Linked DNA regions of Homo sapiens: region 1 is linked to region 2. A link is an interaction called in ENCODE POLR2A ChIA-PET data of the cell type or tissue named here. Cell type or tissue: PC-9. All regions are shown on one strand. Each heading gives the region's core, and the rest is flanking DNA. Links, peaks and the distances in the headings are about the cores only. Region 1 has its middle 68 kb from the start of CIMIP1. Region 2 has its middle 76 kb from the start of LINC01742.

What was found. ChIA-PET counts read pairs that join two places held together with the same protein. Peaks named below come from ENCODE experiments on the same cell type or tissue, not always from the same donor. Only the 100,000 strongest peaks of a DNase experiment are listed, where the experiment ranks them.
Region 1: POLR2A ChIA-PET joins it to region 2 with 5 read pairs; 1 of 35 experiments calls an interaction of 5 or more read pairs at or near these places.

What each region holds. Positions count from the first base shown.
Region 1 is chr20:58,080,384-58,084,779 of GRCh38, forward strand. No RefSeq gene overlaps it. Among named protein-coding and RNA genes, the nearest start is that of CIMIP1, 68 kb to the right of the region's middle. In PC-9, for the core only: no CTCF peak of the experiment used is centred there; no DNase peak of the experiment used is centred there; H3K27ac peaks cover 141 bases.
Region 2 is chr20:57,926,007-57,930,402 of GRCh38, forward strand. No RefSeq gene overlaps it. Among named protein-coding and RNA genes, the nearest start is that of LINC01742, 76 kb to the right of the region's middle. In PC-9, for the core only: no CTCF peak of the experiment used is centred there; a DNase peak (open chromatin) is centred at 2,425.

The DNA.
Region 1 (4,396 bases), core at 174-4,173, 150 kb after region 2:
TCTTGTGCAAGTGTTGGGCAAGTGTACCATTTCTAGCATCTCACATAAACACATCACCCACCTAGTTGGTGTCAATGGATTGGTTCCAGTGGGATGATTATTTTTCTGTGGACAAATGTAACATTGTAATATGTTTATTTAAATATATTATGCAGACTTACAAGTTACAGCGATATCTGTGTAATTAAATTGAAATTCTTATTATTTTGACTTTGATATAAACTGTTTTTCTAGTTTCAAAAAATAAATATGGACAAAATTTGAGATTTAAAATACAGGAATGGTACTGATACAGAATCAAATGGAGATGCAGAACTATAAAGAAAACCAGAGATACCACAAATTTCATGGTGAGTGGCAATTATAGTTTGTTTCTGCAGGAAGAAAACAAATAGCTTTTTATCTGTTGGATTAAAGATAATAAAATGAACACTAGTCACAGACATTCTTATCAAATACATAATGAATTTGAAAATACGTTTTCTTTCAATAGTCAGAAAGAATCAACAAAACAAGTCAACTAAAATCAGAAGGAAATGGCCAATAAAAAAATTGTAATGAATTTTCACTTCGTAACTTTGGCCAGCTAGGAAATAGTTAGAATGCTTGCTCAGAAGAGGAAAAACTTTTTTTTTTTTTTTTTTTTTTTTTGAGACAGAGTCTTGCTCTGTTGCCCAGCCTGGAGTGCAGTGGTGCGATCTCGGCTCACTGCTAACTCCGTCTCCCAGGTTCATGCCATTCTCCTGCCTCAGCTTCCCGAGTAGCTGGGACTACAGGTGCCCACCAGCACGCCTGGCTAATTTTTTTTTTTTTTTTTTTTTTTTTTTTGAGACAGAGTCTTGCTGTCACCCAGGCTGGAGTGCAGTGGCGCGCTCTCAGCTCACTGCAGGCTCCACCCCTCCAGGTTCACGCCATTCTCCTGCCTCAGCCTCCCGAGTAGCTGGGACTACAGGTGCCCGCCACCACGCCTGGCTAATTTGTTTGTATTTTTTAGTATAGACAGGGTTTCACCGTGTTAGCCAGGATGGTCTCGATTTCCTGACCTCGTGATCCGCCCGCCTCGGCCTCCCAAAGTGCTGGGATTACAGGCATGAGCCACCGCGCCCGGCAAGAGGAAAAACATTTTTAAATGGAGACTTTTGAAAAAAATTATTTCAGTATAAGAATTTTGTTACAGTATAAAGAACAGACTAAAAAATTTTTTCTTGAAGAGTATAAGATCTTCACTTAAACCAACAAATGACCATCGACTCAAAATCTTTTTGAAAATATCAAAAATAAATTGATTATTTGAAAAACTTAAAATATTTTAGCCTCAGATAGTTGCACTGCCCAATTAACACTTTGAGTAAATTTCATCTCAAAGGATTTTCAAATTTAAGAGGGAATGTTGTCCATTCACGGCTTAAAACATTGAACTCATGGCATAGATAATTTTGTATCTTCTACATCTGTCAAAGAAGAATTTCAGCTAGAAATGAGAAAATTAGTTTCTATCATGACAGATCAGCTATCTTAGATCAAAAATCCAGATTTGCTGGAATATTGAAAGAAGAGACTGCTATTTCCCTTAATGCTTCATTCCACAGTATGGTACATATTAAAAACATTTGTGTCCAGTCTTCTGAAACAGACTCTAGGAAGTGCCATGGATATAGTGGTTAAAATCATTTAGTATTTTTATGTGCAAGGGCTATGAATCATCATGACTTTATGGCTGAAAATAGAAGACAACGAATTTAATGATGTTGTGTTCTTTCTTTGCTCATTGGCTGAGTTATGAAAGAGTTTTACAAAGATTTACTGTGGTGTTGACTTGAATTCAAGATTTCTTTGAAACAAAGGACATACTTGCCAAATATGCAATCAAAGACAAAAACCCCCGCCAGTTTGGTTTAACGTTTTCTCACTATTATCACACACATATGAAAGAGCTAAATTTGAAGCCCCAAAGAATGAAAGAGTTTATCAGTGACCTAGTCAGATGGGTAGACGAATTTATGCCAAAATTTGAACCTTTCATAATGCAAATCAATAATAATGATTTTCACATTTTTCCAACACAAATCAATATGTAGATTTTCATTGTAATTGGCAGCATTATGTAAATTGGCTGCAAAAGCTATCAGAAAAATTTGAAGAACATTTGGTTAATATTGATAAATTTTGAGGTTTTTTTTTTCAAATTTATGTGATGTCCCCTTTGCATTCAAGGTTAATAATACTGAGTTATCACAAGAGTTAGTTAATTTACTTAACTTGGATAGTTTGGAAACCGATATGCTTTGGCTTCAAAGTCAAATCACTTCTTCTAAACAACAAGATGAACCAGTTTTGGCAATGTGCATGGGAATGTTAAAGGAAAATGGTTTTTTTATGCACAATTCCAAACTTTAAATATGTTTGGAACAACATAAATATAGGAATCCACGTTTTCAATTGTCGATTTCAACTTTACAAAATCTAAATATTGATCAACTATTTCTGATGAAAATATAGTGGCTAAATTGAAATGTGCTATAACTGTAACATACACCGGATTTCAAAGACAGACAGAAAATATAAACTATGTTATCAATAATCTTTAAATTATTATATATTGATATGACAATATTTTGGATATAGATAAATTTTAAAAGTTAATTTCACCTGTTTCTAATTTTTTTGTCATGGATATTAGAAAATGCAGAATTATATGGTGGCTCACATTATATTCCTATTGAACCATGCAGAATTAGACTTTCTTTTCAGAGAAACTGAAGCTTGCAAAAAGATGCTCTTCTTTCCTTTGATTCTTCATTTCCATGCATCCAAGTCCATTTTAATAAAGCTTACAAAATGATGACCAAATCTATCAGCAAATTTGATTTCATCCATGTTAAGTGTAAAAAAAGGTACTCATTGTTGGCATAGAAAAACTCAGAAATTACACAAAACGTTCAATTATTGGCCCCCCTTTAAAAAGTCAGGTCTGACCAGCTTGGGCCCGTATTTCCAAGTAGTGATACCTGCCCAGGGCCCATCTGCCCCTCCCTTGCCCAATGTGGTTGTTTGCAAGCCAGTTTATCACAGTTGAGTGTTCAGAGTCAATTTTCCATATTTATAACATTAGAGAAAGTCATCTATGATCTCCCTAGATTTTTAAATATTTTCTTGTCATTTTAAAAATATTATGCATACTTGTGATGGTAAATCTTTTCTCATTTTTTATGATGCAAATATTTGTTTTATTCTTTTTATTGTACAAACGTATGAGGTGGTTGTCTATTTTATTTGTCTTTTGAAATAAGCAACTATTTTGTGTTTGTTTGCTTAGAGACAGTCTCACTATGTTGTTTAGGCTGGCCTTGAAGTTCTGGGCACAAACAATCCTTCTGCTTCAGTCTCTCAAGTAGGTGGGACTATGTGCACTCACCACCCTGCTCGGCTTCTGAAATAATCAACTCTTTATTTTACTTATCAACTTTACTATTTTTCCTAATAAATTTCTGCTTTACTCTCTAATAATACAACTTTCTGTTTTCTGCTTTATTTATAGTGTTTTCTATACTCTTTAGTTTAATTATTAGTCATTCATAGCCCCTCATTCTTAACAATAAAAGAATTTTGGGATATAGATTTTCCTCTGAATATGGCTTTGGCTACATCCAAGATGTTGCTGTAATATATCAATATTTGATAAATAATATTGATATAAAATTTAAGTTTCTATTTTCTCCTTGATTTAAAAATTATTTAGAAGAGTATGCTTTAAAATTTCCCAGTGAAATTATCAATTTGTTAGAGAAAGGACAGTGGTGAATTCATACAAAGGAGCACTATGCAGCAATAAACAATGGGACTGATATACACAACAGCATATGTGAATGTCGCCAACACTATATTGAGTAAAGGAAGCTGACACAATAGACTACAGGCCATATAATTCCATCTGTGAAAGATTCAAGAGCAGACAAAGCTAATCTATAGTGACTGCAGTCGGAATAGTACAGCGGTTGCCTCTTGGAAGGAGGCATTAGCTGCGAAGCAGTGCATGGGAAGCTTCAGGAGGTGTTCTGGGTGGCTGTACATGTGTAAAAATTCACTCAGGTGTATACTTAACACTGTGCACTTTACAGTACAGAAGATGTGCTTCCATTTTAAGAATCTAGTTTTCTTACAAATATCATAAAGCATTATTGGCAGAAAATTTGGCCCGTAAGTTACATCCTTTCCAGAATTTGTTAACATTCTCCTCTTGGCCAGAGTAATGGACTCTGTTGGTTCCTATTCAGCATCCTTCTCCCCTTCCTCCTTCCCCTCCCACCCCTGACACTACTCCAGATCCCCTCCCTCCACACAGCCCGTGGGGAAGCGGAGCCTGCCCCAGCTCCCCGGGTGGGACTTGAGTGGTCTT
Region 2 (4,396 bases), core at 240-4,239:
AGACAATGTTATTTGTGTCCTGCTTAAGAATTATTTGCCTACTCCAGGGTTATAAAGATAATTTCCTTCATCATCATATTGAAGCCTTATTGTTTTACCTTCTACATTTAAATTCATAAGCACTCTTAGAATTGCTTTTTGTGTATGGTGTGAGGTAAGGATCAGGGAAAGCTCCTCTGAGTCACATAAGCCATGGCCCACTCTGAGCTTGCAGCAAATCAGTGTGGTTTACAATGAGTGAGAGGGCAGGGGAGAGGCTTGTTCTAGGGCCTTGAAACCTCTTCCCCTGTTAGCACCATAAAAATAAAAATAAATATATTCTTCTCTTCCCTCATGAAAGACACATCTACCATGATTTACCCTTTTTTGAGAAAATGTCTGGGGCTTTTCTAGGTGAATCTGAAGCAAACCAGGACAAACGACTCCCCAGTGATTCACTCATACATCTTGAGTGAATGATTCTCATTACCCATTCATTCAATGAGGTTTCTTAACCACTTACTGTGTGCTGAGAATTGAAGATACAACAATGGGCTAAAAGAGATAAGGTCTCCACCTTCACAGAGCCAGACCTCTTGTGAGGGAGACAGCTCTTATGACAAAAGCTCTGACTTGGGATCAAAGGGAAAAGTGCATGAGGCTAGAAGAGTTTAGAATAGGAAGCAAACCTACTTAGGGGGCTCTGGGGATGTTTCCCTGAGCAAATGACAACTGATCAGGACCTAAAGGATGACTAGTTGCTAATTAGGTAAAGAGAGAAGAGAAAAGCTTTCCAAGTGGAGGGACCAGCATGTGCAAAGATCCTGAGGTTGGAGAGAGCAGAATGAGCACCAGGGGCTATGAGAAGCCTGGTGTGCCAGAGGCCTTGTGGGTACATGGAGTCCAAGGAAGTTGGCTGAAACCAAGACATGCAGAATAGAATGTTAGGAGGACTGCAGGATTTGAAGATGAGCAGGCAAGACATGACTTAATTTTGGAGAAGGTTTAGAGAAGATGGCCTGGGCTGCTGGGTGGAAAGCAACTTGAAAACCAAAGGGTCTGGGACATTTGCACACGTTCCAAGCTAGTCTCCTGGCACTCATGATCATGCCATCCCTGAGTGTCCTGTTTGGCCGTGGGTTTTCCACTCCACCCTGGGGCCTTCCTGGGCCACCCTGACCATGGGTTCTACTCTTTCACCACCCCAGGCAGGCTCAGCCTCTTTTGTCCCAGTTCTTCCTTGCAGGCCAGTAGTTTATGGTTCACCCAGACCTTCCCCTTCTACAAAGTCCTTCCTCCACTCTTTGTTGTTTTTACCAACCTAGGAGCTGACTCCCCTCCCTGAAAGAAACACCTATTTATTGGGTGTTGGGAGGGAGATGGCGTTCCTGCTCCTCTAGATGACATCTGTTCAAATCCCTGATGTGTTCCTGCTCTACTCATACATGAAGTTGCCCAAATATATTCTCCCAGGCACTCAGTCCAAGGAAGGTTGTCAGTGGCAGTCCCTCTGGAAGCCACTGGCAAGTTACTGGACACCATGACTATGTGCAGCTGCCCCTTAACCAGCAACATGGAGCTATCTCCACAGAAAGAGGCATGAGCCAAGGGTGCAAAGTGCATTTCCACCTATAAACAAGACCCACTCAGCCCAGCTTCAAAGGAAGGGTCACTTCTGTTCAGCCAACAAACACATCATAGCAATAGATGTCCAGAACAGGAGACCTCAGCTTTGGCAGAGGAGGTAAATAACAGACATTCGAATAATTCCACTCCCACCCCAACTGATCTGCGCTCCACCATACTCCCATGGAAAAGGAGGCTGAGAGGACTTAGGAGTCAGCACTCAGGCTGCAGGTGAGATCCAGGCTGGGACCATGTAGTAAGAAGACATGAGGAGTTTTTTGGTCTCAGACCCCTCCCCACCCCCACCCTCAAAGCATTCTGGGATGCTCCGTTCCTTCTGGACATAGTTTTCTTCCCAATTTTCTTGATTCTTAAAATGTTCTTAAAATATAGGTCTTGCATTAAGGATTAGAATTTTCCAGTGGTCACAGAGTAATGAAAACCAACTGAGAGTCTGTTTTGGAAAAATAAAAGACCACAAGGAAAGACTCTGAAACACAAAACCAAAGGAATCTTTCTGCCCCATAAGTCAGAAACCCATGGATATGCTGTTTATCTGTTTATTTTTATTAGAGAAGCATTCTAGGAGAGCAAGCTCTCTCGTGGGAGGATTTGCAAGTGTGATGGGTGGGGGCAGATATGGCATTACTTAATTGGCTTAAAATTTTGTCTTCTCTGCCAAAGCTAAGGAGTCCCTGCTCTGGTTATCTACTATTACCTAAAAACCACCCCAAAAATCAGAACTTCATGCAGCTGTTTATCACTATGCTGCATCACAACTCTGCATGCCAGGCGGATGACACACAGCAGGGACAGCACAAGTCTGGGACCTCAGCTCAGAAGACTTGAACAACTGGGGGATGACTGGGCATCTTTCCTCCTCCTCCTCCTTCCCCCTTCCTCCTCCCTTTTCTCCTCCTCCTCCCCCTCTTCCTCCTCCCTTTTCTCCTCATCCCCCTTCTTCTCCTCCCCCCCCCACCCTTCTCCTCCTCCTTCTCCTCCTCCTCCTTCTCCTCCTCCTCCTCCTTTTCCTCCTCCTCTTCTTCACCCTCCTCTTCCTCACCCTCCTCTTCTTCACCCTCCTCTTCTTCCTCCTCCTCCTTTTCTTCCTCCCCCTTCTCCTCCTTCTCCCTGTCCACCTCCTCCCCATCTTCCTCCTCCTTTCTCTTTCTCTCCCTTTTCCCCATCCTTCTTCTCCTCCTCTTATTCTTCCTGCCCCTTCTCCTCATCCTCCTCCTCCTTCTTGTCTCCCTCCTCCTCCTTCTTGTCTCCCTCCTCCTCCTTCTTCTTCTCCTCCTCCTTCCTCTCCTCCTCCTCCTCCTCTTTGTCTCTCTCTCCTCCTCCTTATCCTCTATCTACATGGCCCAATGTGGCTAGTTTGGGCTTCCTCACAGCATGGCAGCCTCAGAGCAGTCAGAATCCATCCATGAGTGCTCAGGGTATCAAGAGGAAAAAAGTGGAAGGTAGCAGTCCCCTTAAAGACAAAGCCTGGAATGGACAGAGCATCCCTTCCACCATACCGGTTGGTCAGGCACCAGCCATGATACAAGATGAGACAACATGAACTTTACCTCTCAATGGGAGGGACCCCAAATAATTTGTAGCCATCTTTAATTCCCACAACTCTGAACCCCGTATTACTTGGGAACCTGAAGGACAGAAATGAGAAATGACAAGAATCAAACCAAAATAAATAGAACACTCTAGGTGGGTCAGAAAAAAATAAAAAGCAGAAAATGTAATATGCTGCCTCTATGTGTCCCAGGGGAAAGATAAAAGCCATGCATTCATTCATGGATTTGTTTGCTTATTCACTCATTCATTCAATGAAGGGAAGACCTACTATGTGCAAGGCACTCTTCCTGCCACTAGAGACACGGCAATAAACAGGCCATATGAGACCCTGCTATCATGCAACTTGCGAAAAACTATCAGAGGACGAAGACATTAAACACATAATTACAAAATATTTAACTTTCAAAAGGCAACAACATGGAAGCATCAAACCATGAATTGGGGTACATGACTCAAAAAGAAGGATCAGAAGAGGTTCCTCTGAATAAAGGCTGTCTAAACTGGGCAAATAAAATAAGCTGAAGTTTTATGAGCAAGGAGAGGAAAGAGAATGTCCCTGACTGAGGAAATAGTTTGGGATTGTAAGCAGAAAGACAGAGAGATGGCTGGGGTGGCTGGAGCTCAGGGCTGGGCAAGATAGTGGGGCCTGGTTGTGCAGGGGCTCATCAGGGCCTTGTCTCATCATAGGGACAATGGTAAGCTCTTGGAAGGTGTTCAGCAGAGAAAAGACCTGGCTGGACTTGCATTTCCTAAGCTTATCCTGGAGGGGTTGGAGAGGACAGCAGGAGACCACGAGGAGTTGGCTGTAATTGATGAGGTGACAGGAGCTCGCTCCAAGTAGGTGCTATGGAAATGGAGAACATTCAGGAAGTGGAATTGGCTGTCCCTGGTGATGACAAAAACATGGTTTATGGGAGGCTCCCAATTAATATTTATGCAATAAGTGAACAAACGAATGAATTGATTCAGCCTCAGAGATGAGAGAGAAGCGGGTGCTTCAAGGTGGCTCCAGGTGTTGGGGTTTGAGTCCCATAGTGGATTTTGGAGACTGTAGGTGGAGCAGCTTGGCGGGAAGCAGAGAGGGTAGATGAAAGTCAGTCCCAGACCCTATGAGCTTCTGGTTGCCACGGAACAGCCACCCCTCCCTCCCAGGATGTGGCTGTCTCTGGGGCCTGGAAGTCACTGGCTGCTTTGTTTCTGGGCTAAGCATTGGGAC